Linked DNA regions of Mus musculus: all the other regions are linked to region 2. Evidence: chromatin loops called from intact Hi-C (ENCODE). Cell type or tissue: left cerebral cortex. All regions are shown on one strand. Region 1 overlaps Wnk2 (WNK lysine deficient protein kinase 2). Region 2 holds the start of Wnk2 (WNK lysine deficient protein kinase 2). Region 3 overlaps Wnk2 (WNK lysine deficient protein kinase 2).

Evidence for each region. Hi-C counts contacts between places; a loop is a spot of excess contacts. Peaks named below come from ENCODE experiments on the same cell type or tissue, not always from the same donor. Only the 100,000 strongest peaks of a DNase experiment are listed, where the experiment ranks them.
Region 1: it touches region 2 in a loop (4-fold over the local background); 10 of 42 quality-filtered maps call a loop at or near these places.
Region 3: it touches region 2 in a loop (2.0-fold over the local background); 6 of 42 quality-filtered maps call a loop at or near these places.

What each region holds. Positions count from the first base shown.
Region 1 is chr13:49,064,614-49,072,613 of GRCm38, forward strand. It overlaps Wnk2 (WNK lysine deficient protein kinase 2), which reads right to left. Exons shown (of 30, transcript NM_001290313.1): 13 at 7,889-8,000; 14 at 7,378-7,427; 15 at 6,342-6,510; 16 at 6,157-6,273; 17 at 3,460-3,630; 18 at 3,304-3,349; 19 at 2,634-2,753. Among named protein-coding and RNA genes, the nearest start is that of Wnk2, 80 kb to the right of the region's middle. In left cerebral cortex, a CTCF peak has its summit at 7,520; DNase peaks (open chromatin) are centred at 4,987 and 5,593; H3K27ac peaks cover 4,300 bases.
Region 2 is chr13:49,143,014-49,151,013 of GRCm38, forward strand. Wnk2 (WNK lysine deficient protein kinase 2) reads right to left here and starts at 5,315. Exons shown (of 30, transcript NM_001290313.1): 1 at 4,749-5,315; 2 at 3,539-4,221. The coding sequence starts at 4,219. In left cerebral cortex, CTCF peaks have their summits at 4,309 and 5,136 (motif pointing left); DNase peaks (open chromatin) are centred at 548, 2,678, 3,141, 3,406 and 3 more places; H3K4me3 peaks cover 4,551 bases; H3K27ac peaks cover 3,757 bases.
Region 3 is chr13:49,054,337-49,062,336 of GRCm38, forward strand. It overlaps Wnk2 (WNK lysine deficient protein kinase 2), which reads right to left. Exons shown (of 30, transcript NM_001290313.1): 20 at 6,365-7,185; 21 at 6,015-6,090; 22 at 3,276-3,364; 23 at 2,499-3,178. Among named protein-coding and RNA genes, the nearest start is that of Wnk2, 90 kb to the right of the region's middle. In left cerebral cortex, a CTCF peak has its summit at 4,359 (motif pointing right); a DNase peak (open chromatin) is centred at 4,371.

The DNA.
Region 1 (8,000 bases), 78 kb before region 2:
TTATTTGAGAATGGCACCATTTTGTTTCTGTCTCTAAGGGGCATTTTCTCTGAAGACAGTGGTCTTGGGGCCTCTCTTTCACCCCCTTTCAAATGTGTTGGCTTCTGGACATCATGGCTCCCACTGCTGCTCTCTGAAGTTCCCTTTCTTTTTGGTGACATCATTTTGCTGGCTGCCTTTGCTTTCCAGCAGACTGATGCTGCGTTCAGGCCTGGTTTTCTCCAGTCTCACCTGCGTGGGGTTTGCTTGGTTTCCTAAATATCCAGGTTCCACCTCTGGCAAAACTTGAGGTGCTTTCAGCATGACTTTCTCTACATCTTTTCCTGTGCTCTCTTTCTTCCCGAGCTCTGCACGTCAGAGCTTCAGCAGGCCCTTGAAGCTCTGCTCATTTTACCCCACTTTTCTTCCCTGTGTTCCAGCTACATAATTTGCAGATAACTATTTCAATTTTTAGTGTTAAGACTTGCATGGATTCTTCTCTGTCTCTTTCTTCCCCTGACACCTTCTACTTAACATTTGTTTCAAGAATGTTTGTGACTGTTGGTTCAGTCACATTTATAATGGCTGCTTTGAGTGCCAGATCATCTAACTTCTGTGTCATCTCACTAATAGGCAGGTTGGCTGTTTCCAGAAAGCTGACATTTCCTAGGTTTTTACTTGCCAAGTAATTTTGGGTTCTATTTTCAATATCTTGAATGACATATCAAACTTAAATTTTTTTTTTGGCTGCTATGGTGAATGCTGGTATTTTTGCTTCAGCCCATGGTCAACATGACCAGGAACCTACAAATTGCAGTCGGCCTTCTGTGAGCCATGGTTACAAGCTGGTTCAATTTTCAATACTTTTTTTTTGCAGGACTAATCTATTTGAAACTGATACAGTCACTCGGAAGCCAGTCAGGAACCTGGGTAGAGTTTATCCCTTAGCTTAGTTCCCAGTTTTATATGCTAACACACACACACACACACACACGCACGCACACACAGCAGCTGAGGGTGTATCAAAGGCTTCAGCTTCCTGAGACTATCTTCCAAGTTTCTCCCATTTTGTGCCCTTATGATACTTCTTGATTCCCTTGGACTTCCCGCTCTGAACCGCACTGGCCAGAAACCAGCCAGTTTTATGACTGTGCCAAGTCGGGCTGGGCAGTGGAAAATAGGAAAATCAGCAGGTTTCAGGGATGCTACTACATACAGCTCCAGAGTTCTCCCGTCAAGGTTCAGCTGGCTCCTGCCCCATAGGTTTCCATAGGCACCGGGATTCCTCTCTGCAAGCCTGCCTCTTTCAGCCTCTCAGACACAGCCTCAGCAGGGACACCCAGATGCCTGGCCTTTACATCCCTCTCTCCAGTGTAGTGGCTGCGGCCTTGCTTAGACACTCCTGTAGGCTGGGAGATGGCCCCAGTTATAAAGGGGCCAAGCAAGATTCAGCTTATATCTGGTTTCTGTACCCCAAATTAGGGCCTGATAAATTTTCGCTGTCTTCAGATTTCCAGTGCCTTTGCCATGTGACTGTCAGAACTCATCAAGTATTTGAGTTCTTCTCTGTGGATAGTTAATACCATTAGCATGTCTGTCACCTACTTTTCCACCCCAGATCCCCACCTTATTCAAACTTTCTATGAATGGTTTCCAGGCTCATCAGTTTGTAGATGAAGGGTGAGGGTTTAACTGCGTTCTTAAATGCCACTTCACTATCTGTTAATGGCACACCACACTGTGACACTCCACGGTCCTTCTATCTTATGGCACGCTAAAATGTACCTGCCCTGTGACAGAGGTTGGACTTTCCTCAAACCAGGGAGTGTGTATAAGCCAAGGAAAATGGATTGTGGGAAGAGACCCTCATTGTGAAAGTCACTCTTCAAGTGAGGTCACCAGCCCCTGGCCTCTCAGGAGAGGCTGAGCTCACCCCCCAATCATCCTTCACGGAACCTTACTAGTAAGATGACCTTCTCCCAGTGGTAACGAAATCTCCAAAAGTACGATGGAGTTCACTGAAAACATACAATCAGGAGACAAACTGACTTACATGTCCTTTTCATGAATGTAGTATGATGGAAACCCAAGCTATTTAATAATCAGTTTTCTTGCCAAGTGATGAGGAACCAAAGCTTATGTTTGATCCAGTGACTAGTTCAGCCTTGTAAAACCACAGATATAAAAATCAAGACTTAGCCAATGGTGCTGAAGGAAAAGCTTGCAGATATCCGTGGAGATAGGTGCAGGCAGTCTCAGAAGAATAGCATGGACTATCATCCACACGACAACTGAGAATTATGTAGTCTCAGAATCCCACCTCCCCATGCAGAGAGCATGTCCACCAAGGGTGTACTGAAGGTGACAAAGACAGGTGAAAGAGAGTCACTATACACAATCATTATGCCGGCACCTCTTGTGAGTGGCACATATAATAAAGACAGCCGAGGCCAGTGCTGCCCTGATGGAAACAGTAGAGAACAGGAAGAAGTGGTAACTTGGCCTGCAGGCTGTTCTGAGCTTTGGAGTGACAGTATGGGTCAGCAGCAGCGGCTTTCATGGTACTCAGTACCCAGTGTGTCCTAGCACAGGGCTGGACAGACAGAAGCTCCTGGGTTGCTATGGACGGGGGTCTGGGCTCTGTGCATTCCTACCTTGGCTGGCTTCTGGCTGCAAGGAGCTTAGAGGAAGTGGGGGTGATGATTCAGAAGTGTCTGTTGCTGGGTGTTCAGCCACTGGACAGATGATAAACCACCTCTTTCCCGTGTGTAAGACTGAGAAAGAGAGCACAGAGAGGTGCTGAGAGGGAGCCGGTACCTCCAGGCTAGGGGGCCGTACCACACCCCATGAGGCGCACTAAGAAGCTCATTCCATCTGTGAGCAGGGACTCAAGCTCCCTCTTATAATCCTAAGCAGCTTCGCTCCATGGCTTCCTGCAGGTCCCTTGAAAGGAGGCCTTGGGAAAGGGCTTCCATTGGCTCCTTTCAACCAGAAGAGTGTAGGATGGGCATCCAGTCCAGGGAGCCTCACTGGCAGCTGGAGACTCTCAGAAAGGCTTGATTTCAGTTCTTAGGATGTCTACAGCACCAGCCTTGAAGGAATTGATGGCAGCCAGAGGTTAGCAGCTGCTGGGGCAGGGTAGCCATAACCAACTGAGAGACCAACATCACCACTCCCACAATCCTTCTGGTACAGTGGCCAAAGCCTGGTGCTGCTATGCTCAACAGGGAACTTCTGTCAAATGCCTGCTTTAGAGCACAGAAGATACAGGGAAACGGTTCTTCCCTAAGACTGGCCTGCCTTACCTTTCCGAGACAGACTTACCATTCTGCTGGTAGACAGGGGCATTGGCTTGGGACTGTCTGTTCTCCTGCATGAGGGAAAGGGATTGTGGGTCAGAAGCCTTGCTCACTGAGAGCCTTTTTCTGAGCCTCTTGCCTGCTGCATTCACCAGCATACCCTGAGGACCTGGGCTCTCACCTCCCCCGTGGCCAGACCACAGGTACCCAGGTGTGGAGGGCTGGTCCCTGTATCAGAGCCATGGTCAGCATCTGTGTCCTCACTGAGCATGTCTTCTGCCTTGTCCATGACATCCTTCATCTGCTCGATGAAGGTCTCTCGCTCAGCGGGCAGGATAAAGTCATGCTCTACCTACAAAGAGACATGGGACTGCAGGTGACAACCTTCCCTAGACTATGGCTGCTTGGGGGCTCTATCAAGGATACACATACCTCTTTCCTGCCCTAGGTATCAAGGGAAGACAAGACAAAGGGCATGCCCCCTGGTTGTGTCCGAACATCCAAGGGAGAAAGTTAATGGCCCTGGAGACATGGGAATGTAGTTGAAGCTGAAAACCCTATCCCACACAACCAGATGGCCTCATGTGGCACAGCTTTCCTGGAGCAAGAGCTGAACCCCAGGCTAGCCCAAGAATTTCCAAGATAGGTACACCAGTACTAGGTTTTGGGCAGAGGGCCTAGTAGGGACTCAAGCACCAGACAATGAGCCACACCTATTTTTCTAATAACAATAACAATACTATTATTTGTTTGTTTATTTTCAGATAGGGTCTCAGTGAGTTGTCCTGGCTGTGCTAGAACTCACTATGTAGACCAGGCTGGCTTTTAGCTTCCACAGATACTCTGCCTCTATCTTCCAAGTACTGAGATTAAAGGTGTGCACCACTATGACTGGTTCCCCAGAAATCTTTCCTATTGGCTGTCTTTACATTTCGTCTTCACAGAGCTCTTGCCTTACAGCCACATGGCTCTTCTCAGCTCTTCCAAAGTTGGCCAAGGCAGACAAAACTGAACTGATCAGGCAGATCGCTGAGTCCCATCCTTGCGGCTGCCCCAGTAAGGAACAATACCATGATCTCTCCAACTAATCACACAGGGCTTTCCAGCATCCACTTATACCAGATACTGTCCTCCTGGCAGGCCAGGTCTGAGTCCAGAAACCCATGATTCTATAATGCCTGCATTGGCTGCCTCCTCATGGTCAAGAATTTCTTGTAGAATTGACTCTCTTCCATTCCTCACCCAGAAGTAGAGAACAGCAAAACAGCCCAGGCCTGGGATATGAAGGTAACTAGAGGGCTAATACCACAGCCTAGATACTAGGGCCTCTGGGCTAGCCTCACCAGGATACAGTCACTGTCCTTAATGCTCCTGTGGGCAACCTTGGCCCACTGTGTCTTGGCTACCTTAGGCAGATTCAGCATGACTTATCTCTCCCTGGACAAAGAGCTCTAGGGAGACAGCAACTGTCTTCTTTCCTAGGGCACTCCAGTGCCAGCTCTTTCTAACCATTCTTCTCATTCATACAAGTGTGTAGCTTCACACATGCCTGGACCATCCATCCCCTGTGGGTGAGCCTGCGGCTCCTACAAGATAGCTGAAGAGCAGTGTTCTTCCAACCACCTAGATAAAACCCCCAGGAGTACCACTACTCCCCCAGATGAGGCTGAGGCTGCCATCCTTAGCTATCCACCCCTGAGTGTGGCTTGAAGCCTGTATGTAGTCAAGAGCACCCAGATACGTGCGTGACGCAGGCTGAAGCATGCAAGAACATATGGAGTGCTGCAAATCTGGCAAAACTAAACAAAAGCCTCTTATGGCTTCCTGATAGGAGTATGTTTCTTCTTCTTCTTAAAGAGAAATTAAAGAGATCAAAAACACATTTAAAAATAAAACAGAGAAAAACTTAAAACTTCAGGGTTCAAGTATAAATCGAAACCAAAACCAAGCTAATTCAAACATCTGGTTTCTTCTTTACAATGGTCTGCCAGGGTAATAAGCCCAAGACCCAAGGAATGGAGGGTCCCACGTGTGGCAAGATGGTCCCAGATGAGGCAAAGCTTGTCTAACTAACACCTATGATGATTAATATTAATCATCAAGCCAAAGGACCTGGAATCACCCAGGAGACAAAGCTCTGGGCACTTTTTACTTTGGGGTCGCTGAGGTGGGAAGGCTCATCCTAAATGTGGACTGGAGTGCCGGACTGAGTACAATGGAGAAAGCTGGCTGGGTACCAGAATTCCTCTCTCTCTGCTTCCTGACTGTGGGTACAAGGTGACAAACCACCTCACACTCCTGCTGCCAAGACCTTCTCTAGCCGTGAGCTAAATTAAACACTTCCTTCCTTGCTTCTGTCAGGTGTTTCGTCTCAGCAGTGAGACAAGTTAACTCCCACGGCGCCCCAGTCCACCATGGACACCTGTGCTTCCTCTGGAGCCTCTGGATGCCTCCAACCCCAAAGCAGGGGCAGGGAACAAGGCAGAGGGCTGTGGGAAGCATAGATTGCTCATGAGCTGTCTGTACAGTTACATACTGCTTGGTGGGGAGTTCAAAGAAGGGAAAAGCAATGGGATGAGAGGAGGGTTAGAATCCAGGGGAAACCTGAGACCAAAAGGATGCAATTTAGATTGAGAGCTGCACAGGTGCTTTGTACGTGAATTGTCCTTACTAAGGAGTCTGGGGAAAACCCCACAAAAACCATCTGCAGGAAGCTGATGCCCTCCCTGGAGAGCCACAGCTCTGGGGACAGTTGCTAAGTTTTGTGCCCAACCCACAGGCCACCCAGACACCTCCATGCAGGACCAAACTCAACATTTTAACTCTTCAAGAGCCTAAGGACTTCAAGGAGGCGGCCTCAGCCCTGGCCCAGCCTTACCATGTACGTGGCAATCTCATCCGGAGCGTCCCCATCGAGGTCAAACTTGAAGGTCACCATCTTATGGTTATGCGTTTCCAGCTGACACTCCACCATCTTGTCCCCCGTGTTACACACCTGCGGGAAGCCATGATCAGATTGCAGAGGAATTCATACCCACGTGCCCCCAAACAGCAGCCACTCACATTTAGGATAGTGAGCCGGGGCCGGCTGGCCCTCTCCTGCCGCGAGCGTGCACGAGTGGACCTACGGTGGTGTTTCCGGGCGGTCCTTCCCTCCAGCCTGCCCCCTCCAAAGGTGCCTTCACAGCTGTCACTCAGATCTCTTCCAGAGGTGACATCAGAACCTCCAAAGCTGAGGGAAAACCAAGAATGTTAACAGCATTATGTGGATTGCCAGAAAACCCACTCTAGTCAGTCCAGCCTTGGAGCTTTAAGTGCCTAAAGTTGTGACCTGTAGAGATAGATGATGGTACCCAGCCTTCAAGGGGAACCAAGACCTCTCTTCCTCCAGTACCCATTCAATATCACCCAGGGGCCAGGGGAAGCACTAGCTTCCCTGTGATGGGCTGGATGGTCCTGTAGGCCTTTTGCCTGTGAAACGGGTCTACATGCTTCACTTTGCCCATGGGTGCAAACAAGACCTCAGACACTCTAGGCTGTCGTGAGGACTGTAGAGTCTTACATGAGCATGGAGTCCTGCATGCACAACATCCAGTTTTCTGGGATGGTGGGATCCCAGTTACCTCTCATACCCACTCCAATAAGACCAGCACTGCCACCCCGGATCACAGGAGGAGAGACCTGAACATCTGGGCCTAGGCATACCATAGAGTACTGAGGCTCTGCCCATTATCTTCCCTTTGTGGAATGTCCTCACCACAAGGACTAATGCCAGGACCCACAGCTCAGCAGGGACCAACAACAACCAGACCTTAACCTGGACTGACAAGATCTAGTACCAGGACCCATAGCCTAGCAGGCAGAGGCTGACAGCAACCAGGATTCATCCTGGATTGACAACGACCAGAAAGACAGTCCCTGAGCTACTCTGGGTCAGATTTGGAAAAGGGGGGGGGGCGTGATATCTGTTAAAAATCCTATAGTGTCCTGGCAAACTAGGGCAGGATCTGAATGAGCGTGCCAAACAGTACTAGGCTGGGCCAAGCTGGCTCCTGAGCCTGCACCCCCCACCCATCCTGAGGGCAAGGCAGAGCGGTACCTCTCGGAGCTCTGTGGGGGGCCAGGGGGTTTGTCTTGTGAGACCTGCTCCTAAAATAAGAACAGAATAAAGAGAACAGGGTTACACTGTGCGGATCTGCCTCCCCTCAGTGGTGAGGCCAGCCACAGCATGCAGCTGCCTCCCTGCCTCCTCTGAGGCTCTCTCCACACAGGGCCCAGTATGTGGCGAGGGTAAGCTTGAAAGGCTTAGAGGCAAGCAGATTCTTGAAACCCAGGGCTGCTTCCTTCCACAAATTGCTAACCTACTTTGATCATTCCCTAAAAAAGGACACACAGGGTTTGTGAAAGCCCTCGGCAACCTGCATACGGCTCTCTGAGGAAAACCCATTTCTGAAATTCATGTTTGTCCTCCTAATGTGGGCCAGTGCAGAGGGAGAGAGGCAGAGCAGCTTGCAGTATCTGTTCCAGAGAACACTGTGCCTCGGGCAAACTTCCCTCACCTCCAGGGCTGAGACCCCAGGTGGCTTGAGCAGGGAACAAGGGGCACACACCTCTTGAGCCACTTCCACCATCAGCTGGACTGCAGGGCAGGGGCCAGCAACTGCAGGCCCAGTGGGCAGGGGTGGGTTTGTTGGCAGGAGGAGTGAAGAGGTCTGTGCGGGC
Region 2 (8,000 bases):
GGAGAAACGATGAGAACAGGCGGGTTCTAGGGGGCTTTGCTGTTATAAAGCACTCTGTTGGGGCTGGAGAGACGGCTCAGTGGTTAAGAGCACTGACTGCTCTTCCAGAGGTCCTGAGTTCAATTCCCAGCAACCACATGGTGGCTCACAACCATCTGTAATGGGATCCGATGCCCTCTCCCGGTGTGTCTGAAGACAGTTACAGTGTACTTGTACATTAAATAAATAATATATATTTTTTTAAAGAAATAAGGCACTCTGTTATCAGGGATAAAGTCAAAGGATAAATGACAGGGCAGGAGGAAATATTTTCAAATACCACCCTCCCCACGCCACCCCCGAGTAAAAGAAAAGACAATTCAAGTTCCAGCTTGGCACGGCTACAGTTGAGAAGGTGGGCCATCTCCCTGTCCTTGATGTGGAACAAGTACACACCGCTCGCTCTCCCTGTCAGGCCCTTTCAAAACAGAGTCACTAAAGGGAACCCAGTGTCCTCTAAACTACTCAACAGGCCTGTGCCTGTGTTGATTCCGCCTCTTGGCAGAAAACCCTGGAAAGAGACTCCAAGCAGTGTGCCACTGTAGAGACCACACTGGAACCACCACTGAGGGTGCAAAAATGAAAGTGGCCACTTAGTGGGCACCTGCGTAAACAGACCAAAGCCCTTTGGAGGCTAACCACCCCAGGAGAAAAACAAAGTCCTGACAGACCCTCTCTTCACCATGCCATCCGGGATTCAGGAGCCTTACCCAGCAGTTGGAAACACTGGAGACTGCAGAGGTTCAGGAAAAACCCAGTACATGGTGGATAAACAAGACTCCCTCCTGAGTCCAGAGCCAAGAACTCTATAGCCCATACCCTGATGGGGTCCTCAGCACAGGAGGCATAGGGATCCTACCCTGACCCAGGGCAGAGACTCTGGCTCCTCTCTCCTAGCCTATGCCCTGATCTGGGTATCTGTAGAATCCCTGCTGCCCAACTATCTCCTCCACCCAGGATACCACGCAGGGGCCTCTGGGTGGGTTCTCCCAGAGCTCTATACAGCAAGCCTGTGCCCCACACCCCAGTCAGGCTTCTGCCATCTCCCAGATCCTGTGACACCCAGCCATCTCCTGAACAGTATCAGACAGTTAATCAGTGTTTCCAGGACTGACATGACTTGTGTGTGATCTGGAGGCTCTCATCCAGGGGGCTCTAAGCAGGCCCAGACCCCTGTCATGTGAGCTGTCCCCAGGGTGGTCCAGATAAAGGAGGGTAACCCCATACAATGCATTGCAGCCCAAGCCATGCATTAACAGCACCTCTCACTGAAGAAGATGTGAAGGCATTTTCCCCATCTACTGGGGGGCTCTCAGTCTCCCCCAAGCAAGGAACAGCACTAAAATCCAGAAGCTACCCCATTTTTACCTCGAGCCAAGTATCCAAAGACCCCTGGCCAGGGTCCAGGCCCCACCCTCTGCTGCCCCGCCCACAACAAGGGCAGGCTGTCTTGCCTTGCCTTAAAGGGAAGGAATTAACAAGAGTCCCAGGACTCTGCAATGCCTCCGCCAGATAGGCAGGCTTGGCCTGTGGAAGTCTCTCACATCCAGCCTACTGGAGCACCGCTGCTCTGTCCTCTACCCTCAGTGACATTCCATAGTAGCAGCACCAGCAGGTGCTCAGAGAGCCACGCTGGCCATCTGGCAAGAGCAGGAAGGCGGGGAGCCAAGAATCATGCTATTCTCCAGAATCGAGACTCACATCCCCTTGCTTGATCCTCTCTCCTGTGTGCCTCTTCAGGTAGCAGGGACACAGGGCATACACCCTTCAGGACCCTGGGCCACAGAATTTGCCCCTCCCCATCCCCACCCATTCTGCACAATCAAGACTCTCTCTCTGCAAGGTCTAGGACAGTGATTCTCAATCTGTGGGTCAAGACCCTTCCAGAGGGGTCACCTAAGACTATGGAGAAACACAGATACTTATGATTCATAACAGTAGCAAAATTACAGTTACAAAGTAGCAATGAAAATAATTTGGTAGTTGGGGGTTCCCTAAGACTATTGGAAAACAGATATTTACATTGTGGTTTATAACAGTAGCAAAATTACAGTTACGAAGTAGCAATGGAAGTAATTTTCTGGTTGGGGGGGGAGTGGTCACCACAACATAAGGAACTGTATCAAAAGGGTTGCAGTGTTGGGGAGGTTGAGAAGCACTCCACTAAACATGCCAGGCAAAAGTCAGGGGTGATCCTCATAGGAACCACGAAGGAGGAAGGAAACTCAACTCCTGCTGAAAGTCTCCACTGACCCTCGCATGTGAAGCCGTATTCCCATTTCAGCACCAAAGGGCAGTATGGAGACAAGACCTTTGAAGCTCTTTGTCTCAGAACTGATGACAGGTCACCTCTGAAATGAGCCCAGCTTGTACACGCACGCAGAGAGCACCCTGCAGGTGCTGAGAACACAGCACCTGCATCCCATTTCCCAGCCAAAAGTGCAGGCATCCTGCACCGGACAGCAGCCCTGGCACCCAGCTCACCCAGGTTTGCCCAGGATGCATCAGCCCTGGAAGGGCCAGCTAACTTTAAGGGCCAGCGGGTAGGCTTACACCTCCAGCCAGCACTCTCCCAGCTGGCCCCTGCCTGACAGCTGCCCCTCCCTCCCAGTAAGGGAGGGCCTGTAAACACCCCTTGTGACAGGAGCTGCCTCCTCTTCCAAGGCTGGCCCCAGGACGGCTAGGGTTGCGGTTTATATAATCTTCAGGGCCAGGGCTGACACAGCTAACGTGAGGGCAAGGTTATGAAAAATACATGCTGAGCCTCTGCTTCCAGAAAAGAAAGGAAAGAAAAAAAAAGAGAGAGATACAAGAGAAAGGTGGAAGGAAGAAAGGGGGTGGAGAAGAGGGAAAGAGAGAGAAAGAAAAAAGGCAGGCCTTTTTTTCCCCCATAATTTTCACTCACACAGCTAACGTGTGAACAAACCAGGCTCTTAGAACACCAGGAGGCTGCTGACAGGGCTTCTTGGCCTTGGCCAGCAGAACACCAAAGACCCACCAATCATCATTCCTGAATCTGAGGAAACCCTTGCAGGCATCTGCAGTTATCACACATACATCTTGCAGGGTACAGGAAAAATGCTAATTTGAGGACAGCTGGGAGCTTCCAAGCCACCTAGAAAAGGGCCTAAAGACAGCCTTCTCTCTCACTACCCTCCAGTCCCTACTGAGCCAGTACAAGTGGGTTCTGTGGACGGACAAGGAGCATGGGCTGACAGAACGAACCTCCACTGACCACTCCAGAGCCTATGTCACCATGGGCACAGCACATACCCAGCCTTGACCTCCAAGATGGCAAGCCTCAACCTGTGTGTGCACAGGTCCAGAAACAGCACCAACAGGCTAGCCATACACGAGGCACATATCCTGCAGGACACCCACACAGAGGGTGACACATACCAGCCACCATCCCCAGGGCTGCCTAAAGCCCTTCATATGAGCAAGGACACACCCAAGGACGCATTTGCGGACAGCCCACCTGCGGGGCAGCGGCGCTCACCTGCAGTTCACACCATGCTACCTCCACCCAGGTCTCCGTGTCCAGCCCCTTGTAGACCGTCTTGAAGGAGCCCCGGCCCAGCTCGATGTCGAACTTGAGGAAGCGGCCGTCCAAAGAGGTGGCCACGGCCTTGAGGTCGTCCTCATCGTCTTCCTCCTCTTCAGGTTCATCCTTGCGTGCGCGCCCGGGCTCCGGCTTTGCCTCGGTGGTTCCAGCGTCCTCCTGTGTTGGGGCCGGCGCCTCTTCCTGCCTCGGGCCGCCGTCGGGGACCTGCGCGGCTGCGGCTGAGGCGGTGGTGGGATCTGGGCTGGGCTCCTGCGTGCCCGCTCGCTCCGGGCCAGGGTCCGAGGGGACACTCGGGGAGCCGGGAGGCGCAGCGGGCGCGGCGGGCGCGGGCGCGGCGGGGCGGCCCCGGGCGCGCTCCGCGATGAGCCGGCGCGTCTTGCAGAGTAGAAGCACCCTGCGCTGCAGAGGCTGTGGGGGCTGCGCGCTCGGCGTCTCGGCCGCCTCCAGGCCCGGCGGCTCCTCCTGGTCCGACTCCACCACGCTGCGCCGCAGGAAGCGCTGGGGCCCGAGCCGCGCCGCCCTCGCCCGCGGCTCCGCCATGCCCGCCGACCCCGTGCCGCGCCCGGCTTCCATCAGCGCGCCGGGGGCGTCTCGGCGGCCGCCATCGCCGTCCATCTCTGCGGGCCAAGGACACACGGACCCTGCGTGAGCGCCAGCCCCGCCGCACCTGCCTGGGCCGCGGGATGAGACAGCGCCGCCTCTGGGCCCGCGCCCTGCCCAGCCCCACCGCAGAAGTGACCTGCCGGGCGGTCCTCTGCGGGCTCCGGGGAGAGGGCTGCAGACCGGACCCCGAGGCGAGGATTGCAAGGGGATGCCCTGCTTCACTCAGCTCCGAGCCGGGAACACGGCCTGTCTCTAGCTGTCCCAGGGACTCCAGGAGGGACGACCTGCTAGGTGTCCCTGAGGGCTCAAAGGAGCTACAGAAGGGCTCGGGAGGCTGGAGAAAGGGGTCAAGGCCAGTACTGGAGCGACCCCGCTAGGCTATCCCGCGAGCGGGTGGGGAAGGGACAGGGAGGCCGGGGTAAAGGGAAGCACCGGACAGGAGCAGGCTCCACAAAGGACGCGGGCCCGGGGCGCGCGGGGAGGGGGCTGCGGCGGCGCGGCGCGCACACAAAGGCGGCGAACGGGAGAGCTCGATACTCACAGGGCGAGCGGGCGCTGTCCATGCCCGCAGCCCGGGGACCCGGGCGAGCGAGGAGGGCGAGGCCGCGCTCCGGGGCCAGAGTCCTCTCTCGGGGCCGCGTCGCGCTGGGGCGGGGTCCTGGCTGCAGCGGGGGTCGCCAGGCCGTTCTGCTCCTACGATGCTGCTCCCTCGGGCCGGGCCGCTGCGGGGCCGCGCTCCCGCGTGCTCCTGCCGGCTCCGCGCGCCTCCGCTCCCGCACCGGCTCCGAACTAGCGCGCGGGGAGGGCGGGGCTTCCGTTCGTCCCACCCTCCCCAAGACCGGAGCGCGGGGCGGGGCCTGACACGCCCACCTGGCTGCGGCTGAGCGCCGCCACCTGCGGGATGCTCCCCATGGCCTCCACCTGCGGCAAGGGTTCCAGGCCGGCGCCTGGCCCTGAAGCTCTTTGGAAGTGGTCCGCTGAACTGTGGGGCCTTGAGGGGCTCTATTTTCCCCGGAGGTGGCAGGCCACAGACAACGTGACTTAGCCAGAGAGCCAAATCCTGGAACCTATGCCAAGACAAAACAGACAACCTCAGGATATCCTAGGTGCCCAAGTATGGTTGCAAAATTGGAGTGTCTTCTGGGCCTTTCTGTACTGCCAGGATATGGGAAAACCTCACTATCATCCACGGACGTTGGTACCAGTAAGCGCTGTGTCCCTCTTTTCCATTAAGCAAATCCAGATCTCAAAGACAGATGTCCTTTTGCCCTGATCAGTAGCGTGGTGGCCCAAGCCTATAATCCCAACACCGGTGGGGGAGGGCTGTGGGGGGCAGAGGATACTTGATCCAGGAGTTGGGTCACGTGGCAATAAAGGAACCAGGAACCGTCTCAAAAATAAATGAAAAAAAAAAATAGAAAGGATTTCTCTGTCCTAAATCTCAGAGGTCCCAAGATGGAAACTGGAAAAGGTTTCCAGAAACCCCTTGACTTACCATATTGATTGCCATCTTTCCCCACCCTCAACCCCCTCAGGAGCTTCTCTCTCCACCCCCTGAGCTACTCAATTACCCCAGACAAGCCCTTGCCCCGGGCATCTCTGAACCTGACTGCAAGGGTCACAGAAGACTGACCTGATTTCTGAGCCCATGCCAGGCACCTGCACCTGGGCTCACCAGTTGTGATGCACATCATTGGGGTCACTTCACCTGAAGAAAACAGCGCAAAGGAAGTTACCAGCATGTTCTGATCTCTTTGCTCATCCTGATGGTATGGCACCCTGTCAAAGATGCAAGTTACAAATGTGAACCGATGGCCAGCGGCTGCTGGCCTTAGAGCCTTTGACACCAGCAACTCATAAGACAGAAAAGCCAACAGAGGCAACACATCCTTCACGATTAAAGGGAAGCAAATGCAGACAGAGCTGTTACCCAGTGACAGGGTTTCCCTGGCCCTGCTAGGGGCTGTCAGTGGATGCTGATACCAGTCAAAAGTAACTTTAAAAGGCTGATGTTCAAGTCACTTCCTAGCTGAGTTGGGTGGTAGCACACTGTCTCCTTAAAGGGGGAATGCTGGGACTACTTACGTTATGAAAACTGAGAGCCATGAAGTTAGGACTCCAACATATACCCCAGAGACCCAGGGGTTAAATTGTGTACTTGTCACTGGACTGGGCATTTGCCAGATGCCTGTTAATTTATATTATCTCATTTCTCATCTACCTTGGGAGTCAGGCATGAACGTAAAGCCCACTCAACCAGAAGCAGAGCGCAGGTGCCAGCTCTGTGGGTCTGAGTGTCTCTGGAGATGGGGATCCAAGCTGCACCTCCCAAGCTGGGGCAGAATGTGGGTGAGGACCATTACAACTTCACTAAGGAGGCTAAAGACCCCACCCAGTATTGCCTCTCCTAACCTGAGCCTGTAGAATGTAATTTCTCTTGGACAGGGTTTATCCAGCAAAGGCCCTCTGGGTCCTGGCACGTATATGGAAGCTATAATAGGCAGGGCCTGTGTAAGAGAAATCATGACAGAAGAGTCTCAGCATGCTAGTCTGACTGTCTCCCAACAGGACACAGTGACAGCCTGTGGCATATACCTGCTGAGTGACTAGTGATGAAAGCAGCCAGTCACTTACAACACCTAATCGAAGTGTGGTGGTGCATACCTATAACCCTATCACTCAGGAGGCAGAGGCCAGCCTGGGCTACCCAGTGAGACCTCAGCCATACCTACAGCTATTGCCCACACACATTCACACATGTTTGTGAAGAATTATGACCCTACCCACAAAACTGGGCACAGTCCAGGCTGAGACAGATCTCGGAGAGCCTGTGTCTGACTGGGCACCATGTTCTTTGTAACTAACTCCCTGGGTGTGTTTTCCCACAGCCCCACTTGCATAACCTATGGTGAACTCGCTCCCTATGCCAGCCCTTGGAGTCCACAGCTATGAAACTACCGGATAAGGCCATTGATCTCTTTGCAAGGAATCTCAGACTAGTATCACTAACAGGCCCTTGGAATTCCAACAGATGGAAACAAGGACTCCTTGGTATAGAATTTAGCAGCCAGGGACCCACTCTGTACCCTTCTTCAGGTCCCCGGACATCTCTGAGTCTGTCACCCTGATCCTAAACACTTCCCACTGCATGGCTAGATTTCCTAAGGCTCGCAAGCCAAGGCTGTGGGAGGATACTCTGCAAAAGCAACAACCCAAGGGCCTAGATGCAGCATCCTCTTCTGATGCTCAAGAGAACTGTATCCAAGGTTAACCTCCACTTGGAGATGAGGATGCAGAGGGTGAATCCAGGCAGCATTCCACCTTTAGTGGTTGCTCAAGATCCAAAAAAAGGAGGATAGTGACTCCTCTCTGCAGTTCTCATCTTAGCCTCCTCAGCCCTTCAGGTGACAAGACTCACCAAGGTCAGACACCTGAAGGGACATCTGCTCCATGCAGAGGACATGCAATTGGCTCACCTATGGATGGGTACAGCAGTCATGTCCTACTATCTCAGCACACAGTAAGTGCTCAACAGACATCGAGGAAAGGAAGGCAGATAGGAGGACAGGCCGGTCCTGCTGGCTAATGCCAGAGCCCACAAGGCCTTAATTAAAAAGAGGTGTCAGTATTGCCAGGGGAAAGCCTCACCAACCCCCAGGTACTGCTGTCAGGCACAGGTCTCAGCTTGCAGGTGTGCAGGCCTATCTAGAATTCAGGTCTAACACAGCCAGTTCTCATCACTAGTTTTCCCTGGGCCCACCTGGGAAGTTGGGACAGGTGAATGGAAGACACC
Region 3 (8,000 bases), 89 kb before region 2:
ATCCCTACACACCTGTAACCCTGGCACATCTGTAATCCCTACACACCTGTAATCCTGGAACACCTGTAACTCTGGCACACCTGTAATCCCTACACACCTGTAATCCTGGCACCTCTGTAACCCTGGCACATCTGTAATCCCTACACACCTGTAATCCTGGCACACCTGTAACCTAGGCACATCTGTAATCCCTACACACCTGTAATCCTGGCATACCTGTAACCCTGGCACACCTGTAATCCCTACACACCTGTAACCCTGGCACATCTGTAATCCCTACACACCTGTAATCCTGGAACACCTGTAACTCTGGCACACCTGTAATCCCTACACACCTGTAATCCTGGCACCTCTGTAACCCTGGCACATCTGTAATCCCTACACACCTGTAATCCTGGCACACCTGTAACCTAGGCACATCTGTAATCCCTACACACCTGTAATCCTGGCATACCTGTAACCCTGGCACACCTGTAATCCCTACACACCTGTAACCCTGGCACATCTGTAATCCCTACACACCTGTAATCCTGGAACACCTGTAACTCTGGCACACCTGTAATCCTGGCACATCTGTAATCCTGGAACATCTAATCCTGGAACATCTGTAATCCTGGCACACCTGTAATCCCTACACACCTGTAATTCTGGCACACCTGTAACCCTGGCACACCTGTAATCCCTACACACCTGTAATCCTGGGATACCTGTAACTCTGGCACACCTGTAATCCCTACACACCTGTAATCCTGGCACCCCTGTAACTCTGGCACACCTGTAATCCCTACACACCTGTAATCCTGGCACACCTGTAACCCTGGCACATCTGTAATCCCTACACACCTGTAATCCTGGCACCCCTGTAACTCTGGCACACCTGTAATCCCTACACACCTGTAATCCTGGAACATCTGTAATCCTGGCACCCCTGTAACTCTGGCACACTTGTTATTCTGGAACACCTGTAATCCTGGCACACCTATAACCCTGGCACACCTGTAATTCTGGCATACCTGTAACCCTGACACACCTGTAATCCTGGCACATCTGTAATCCTGGCACCCCTGTAACTCTGGCACACTTGTAACTCTGGAATACCTGTAATCCTGGCACACCTATAACCCTGGCACACCTGTAATTCTGGCATACCTGTAACCCTGACACACCTGTAATCCTGGCACATCTATAATCCTAGCATACCTGAACACTGGCACATCTGTAACTCTGGCATACCTGTAACACTGGTACACTTGTAACCCTGGCACACCTGTAATCCTGACACACCTGTAATCCCAGCACACCTGTAACCACAGCACACCTGTAGCTCCAGCACTGGGGAGGAAGAGACAGGAATACACCTATGGCATCCTGGCCAGAAAGTGTAGACAAATTTGTGAACCCCAGCTTCAGTGAGATACTCTGTTTTAAACCTAAGAGGGGAAGTGATGAGATGCCTGATCTTGACCTCTGGAAACTCTTCATTTGCATACACAAAGGTGTGGATGCCTACATACACACTGACACATACTAGTGCACACACACATGTACATTCATTCATTCATACACAAAGCAATCAGTAAACACCAAGTGAAAGTGATTTTCTCCTTGCAAACTTAGGGAGAGACAGCAGTATATCTCCAGAGGATGGCTGTCTGCCTGTGGGTCTGTTGGGGTGAGCAGACAAGACTCCTTCTTTAGGATTCAGAGCACAGGTCAGTTTGGAGGTCTCAAGTGGTGCCCTCCTCCATTTTCTCACCTCAATGGAAGTTCCACTATGGTCACTTGGGACTACTTTGCTAAGAGCCCCAAGACTGGTAGTCTTCATCATCCCCCCTCCCCCACAATCTTGCAGAAGCTTTGCAGTCTCAGTGTCTCCTCCTCTCTCAGGGCACCTGTAGCTGCTTAGCTCATTTAGACAGTTAAAGCAAATCCCTGCGCTTCAGCCACTGGTGGGGGTCTCATGGGCCACACGCCAGAAGCTCGCCTGTCAAATTCTACTCTCCCACCCTGAAGGGCAGCTCAGGGCATTAGTAATCCCTGATCATAGAGACACAGAGTGAGTACTTTCTGGGTGAGAGGCCAGCTGAGAGAGACAGACTCTGAGACAGGAAGAGACAGGGGGCAATCAATAGGGAAGGAAGGAGGTGAGGATAGACAGCCTGAAGAAGGTGCAGGTCTCCTGATCCCAGCATGTACTTGAGAGCTGTGTGACAATAGTCATGCAGATGACAGAGCATGGTTGGCCCAGTGCAAAGACATCCTAGATGGGTCCTCAGCTTGGAGGGTAGAACTTAACTGGCCTTCTCCACTGTCCCATCGCCCTGACTAGAGCCCACCAGTAGACACCTCACGGCTTGATTTAAACTCCATCCAATAGTCCCGACTAGGTCCAGGCTGGCTGGATGAGCCCTCCCCAGCCATGTAGGCTACCATCCCCTCCCTATGCTGATTGGGTGAGCCCCACTCCGGCTAGGTGAGCCATGCCCTCCCAAACGTACTTTTCTCGCAGACTGCGCAGTTCCTTCTTTATGTCTGCATCCTCAAACTCTGAGTCATTGTCACTGCTGATGTAGGATGACTGGGAGTGGAAGGAGGTGATGCTGATGGTAGGGACCTTCACACCTGCCCTACTGGGTGTCTCAGGTCCCAGCGAGCCAGCCCTTGAAGACCTGTGCAGGAAGGCAGTGGCCTTCTTCACAAAGTCACTTGCCACACCACCAGTACCCGGCAGGGAGGACTGCTTCTGCACCTGGGACCTCCTTCTTGGGCGTTCATCCCCAGAGTCACTAGAGGCAGGTTCCTCAACGCCAACCTCGATGGAGGAGGCTGTCTGTACCCGCCGCACTGCCAGCTTCACCTCAGGGCTAGAGGGGATCTCATCCAGGTAGACATCGGGTGGGGCAGAGTACCGCAGGCTGTGAGGTGACGCCAGAGTCCACTCGTCCTGTGTGCTGACCACGGAAAAGCGCCCTACAGTTTTGGCTGGAGAACTGTTGTCCTGCTGCCCTGGCCGCTTATGAGGAGACCCGGAGTCCCGGGCGCCACGCAGCTGGGCTGGGCTGCCCACTGTGAAGGACCCTGGGCCACTTTGCATGGGTGCTGCCAAGGCTTCTCTGGGAACACTACTGTTCTGATCTTTGGGATCCATGTGTGTAGGGACGGAAGAACCAGAGGCATCCTGAAGGAGGAATAGAAATGAAGAGTCTGTGAGAACCAGCTGAGGTTAGCATCCCCTGCTCCCTTCTGGATAAGTGTGTATCAAGAGCCTCCTTTACCTGGGGGACACTGGGTGCTGTGGAGGAGTCCGAGGCCACCTGCCCTGCGTCACTGTCACAGCCCAGTGTATTGCTGGAAGATGACTCTGCTGTAGGAACACAACTGCATTACTGAAGTTGGAGAGAGAATAGTGAGGGATGGCTCACAGCCCAGAGGCCCACACAGTGGGAGTATGGCCACTGGGCAGGGAGGGGTGACATTCTGGGGCTTTGAAGACTGAGAATGCACTGTGGTACCCTATCTGTGGCATCTTGGGGACATCACATCCTGGGAGACAGTCACAAGCCTGGGGAAGGGAAGACAAGTCAGGTAGACTACCCTTTTTTTGGACACTCTGTACTCTAGTGGCCAAAACCTTTTTCCCCCCGATGCTTCTGGCTTTAGGAGGACCTAAGCGGATATTGTAGAGCAGATTCCAACCCTACTTAGTGGGGGACAGGGAGTGCCTGCCACACATCAAGACAAACCACAGACTGACACATGGACTCACACGAGTGTGCCTTGTATACTCTATATAGGAACCTCACATTCCAGTGGAGACCCAAATCCCATCCCTGTTACATGTTCCCCACTTGTAGGCAACACTTGATCCCCTTCCTCATCTTTGCATTCCTCCAGTAACAGGCCCTCAGTACCAACTGCATTCTGTCTATTCCTGTGTCCGTTATAAAGTTCATATGTTAGGGGCCAGGTGTGGTGGCGCACGCCTTTAATCCCAGCACTTGGGAGGCAGAGGCAAGGGGGATCTAGAAGTTGAAGGCCAGCCTGGTTTACAAAGTGAGCTCTAGGACAGCCAGGGCCACACAGAGGAACCCTGTCTTTAAAAAACAAAAACAAAAACATTCACCCATTTAGACCTGAATCATCATCATCAGTCAGCCTTTTGGAACAATCCCTCTATTGCCTACCACGACTTCTCAACTCTAAGTATAGATTTGTGATTGCAGATAGCACCTCTTATAGGACGCAGAGGTTTCATTATCCTTTTTATAAAAGATCTGGGATGGAGACCTCAGCTCAAGGCTGGCACTGGGCTAGGGTCACCTGAAGAGCTGCCTCCAACCTCTTGGGGCACTAGCCCAGAAACCAACACAGCTGCCCCTTGGGTCCACCAGGTGGAGCTGGACTGAGCCTCTCACTGGGAAGGCAATTCAGACCTGTTATGGACAACATGGAAGTCACCCTTTTCAGGTCCAGCTAGGTCATAACTCTTCTCCCGCCGATCCCCACGAAATCTGGTGAGGAACTCTGGCACCTTAGAAAGTAGATCAGACTCCTAGGGTGAAGTCTCAAATGTTTGAGAATGGATCAGGAACCATGTGATCTCAGCAACTAGGAAGGCTGAGGCAGGGATCAATGCAAGGGCAAGGTTAGCCTGGGCTACACAGCTATCTCAGAAGATAAAAAGGGCTGGTGAGATAGCTCAGTGGGCTAAGGTACTTGCCACTAAGTCTGATGATCCAAGTTTAACCCTCAAGAGTCTCATGATCAAAGGAGGGAGCCAACTGATGCATGTGATCCTTTGACCGCTACACATCCTACTGTGGGACATAAGACCATCCCAGGAAGTTTGGTAAGGTAGAGCAGGTCGAGACCAGGAGACTCAATGAGCACACACCCAAGGCTTAGGTGACTCCCAGCTCCCTGCCAGACTCCTGACTTCGAACACAGACTCCTTGCTTCTCACATAAAAGTGTGGTCACATAGGCCCAAAACAGAGTTCTCCAGGCCAACGAGGTACCTAGAGGCCTGGAGGGCTTAGCCAATAAGCTTCCCTTCCTAGACATTCCTTCCTGCAAAAGGTATTTAATTTCAGGCCCACCCTGAGAAAAGGGGGTATAGTTTTATGCATTCATTTTCCGCCATGACAGCTAACTGTTTAGAACCTTGGACTGTCTCTTTTCATCAAGATCTGCCCTGGGGAGCCATGAAGAAGGCTTTGCCTACAAAGCTGCAGCCTAATCTCCCACAGAAGGCCTCTGTGTGCTCCCAGACACAATAGTCAGTCATCAAGCCTAGGCCAAGGAGAATCACCCCGTGAGACAAACCAGGGCGCCCCCTTTTCCCCAGACCGAAGCCCACCCCACCACCACTCCATTATCTGTTCTTCTGCAACTCCCAGCAGTGGGTGCCTGGGTGTCCAAGGCTCAGGAACTCCTGCCCCCCAGCCAGCTCTGGCTTCCCCATGTCACAGACTTCACTTTCCCACCCTAGAGCGGCACCTCAGCGCTTCCCTACAGCCCAGCAGCCCCCCCCTCCCCAGGGAGTGTTGTGGGGTAAGCGCAGTCAGACTCCCTGGAGTTCCACCTCCCCAAGCAGTGGTGCACATTGGCAGAGTGGACATAGGCCGACAACCCTACATTCCACCAAACCCATGAACTTCAGTAAAGTAAGAGTTCCCCTCAAGGTGCATAGCTACTGGGGCCACAGAGAAGAAAGCAGTGGGGTCTCGGTCTCTCTCTTTCTCCCCTTAGCTGCCCAATCATTAGGGAGCTGGGGCCTAGGTACGTTTCTCATAGGGCCTTAGCAGACCACTCCCATATTTTAGCTTTCACGCCCCTGACAGGACTTTTTCTTTGGATTGTGAGAGCAGTTCCTTCTGTCGCTTGATGGGCTATTTCATCCCTGAAAGCATGAGGGTACGAAGGCTCCGGTTCCCAGAAGGCCTGTGGCACCTGCAGTGGTGCTCACTGGCGGAGTGGACATGGGTCTGCACCACTTTGATCTTGAGATGTTACCTGTCATTGGAGAAGATGCACCCTGTTCCCTCTGGGCCAGGGCCCATCCTGCAGGGGCCGTTTCAGACTTTTCCAACTGAAAGAAGAAAAACAAGAAAAGGAGAATTGTGAGTTCAGCTTATCAGCATCTCTGTAACTAACTCCTAAACCACTGATCTGTTACCTCTATGACTGGAACTGTCTCTGGCCTGGCCTGCCTCCTCCATATGAACAACTGAGCTGAATTTGCTTGGCGCCACACACCGCGGGCATGTCACCAAGACAGCCAGTCAGGCCCTGCATAGCTGGGATGCCTGCCCACCTCCAGCTATGGTCGGGGAGTAGGTACTGGGGTGAATCAAGCTACTCACTGAGGGCTGGGTCTGCTGGGTGAGGCTTGGGGTCTTGTCACTCAAGGCTGAGGGAAGGTCTCCTCGCAGGGGCTCCAGGGTGAAGTCTCTATCGCTTGCCTCCATGGGGGTCCCAGCTGAGGCTGAGGAGGTGGGCACGTGCTCCTGGTAGAGCAGAGTCCGCAGTTTCTCATCCAGACTCTTGATGGTGTTGTCCACGAAGCCCACCCTAGGGGGCGGCCCTTCCCCATCAGATTCCAAGGCTGAGGGGGGTGGTGGGGGAGCAGTAGGTCCCAGGGGGGGACTGGGGAGCTGGGGAGCTGCCAGACTGATAGCCCCTACTGTGATGGGCAGTGGGGGTGGTGGCTGACCCGGTACAGATTGTGTGGCCCCAGTGGGAGGGCTAGGTTCTGGCACTGAAGCAGGCAGGGGCTCTCCTTGAGTGCTGACCTCCCTGGTTGAGATGGGCTCCCCCAGACCTGTGGAGCAGCGAGAGGCTTCCAGAGCTGGGGTGCAAGGTCCTTGGCCAGTACTAAGGGGCTGGGCAGTACACTGGGCAGAGCGTGTCTCGGCCAGTGGCTGGAGGGTCTCATGGACACTGGCTGGTCCTTGATGAGTCCCTGGACCTCCTGCCTGCATGGCAGTCCCTGCTGCTGACTCTGGCACGGTGCTGGTGGCTGGTGCTGCCGGGATTACAGTAGTCACAGGAGGGGAAGACGGGGCCAAGGGGGCTGATGCTCCACCAGGAGGGTTGCTGGAGCCTGCCTGGCTCAGGAGCTGCTGAGCAGCTGGGAAACTAGGTTTGTCCGTCAAGGACAGCTGGTCTGGATAGGGCGCTGGGTCTAGAAGAAAAAGGGATTGACATCATTTGCCCCGATTCTCTTCATCCAGCCCTTCCCTGTCTACACCAATGACTGCCTGCTTGAGAGTCCAGCAAACTTATCTTGGTTCCCCCAAAGGGGTCAAGTTCCTGTCTGCCATTCTGTCCCCTCATGTCCAGTGCCATCAGCCTCGTGGGATGATGCTCACATATGAACCTCTGCCCCTACAGAGTACCCTATGGTATTCTATACCATCCTGTTCTTGACATCTGGTTCCAGCACTTGTCATGCATGGCCTTTGCATGACCACCCATCTGCTTACAGTGTCTATGCTAGACAAAACTTGAACATGAATTTACAAGGTGAAGGTGTCGAGGGAAACAGTGAGCTATATTTTCTTCCATGTCCCCAGAGCAAGGCGAAACCCAGAACCTTCCAATCCACCAGTGCCTGGTGTTTGGAGCATTTGGAACATAGAATCAGCAAAGAATCCAGGGAGTGAACGCCCTGGGCATCATATAAGACACAGTCCGACAGTGTCCTGCCTGCTACAGCACTCGAGGTCCTAAAGGCAGTCACAGGGACCATGGTGAGAATCAAGGGGAGGGCACAGGTTGTGGCACATCTCAAACCCATTTCTCACTTTCAAAATGGAAGCCGTGTTCTTTCACAAACATGAACATAATGTGCAAGGCTGGCTGGGAAGTTGGCTCCATGGATAAAACGCTGCTCTCCAAGCATAAACCTAAGTTTAGATCCCCAATGTCCACTCAGAAGGCAAGCATGGTGGTACACGCCTAAAATCCCAATGCTGTGTGTGTGTGTGTGTGTGTGTG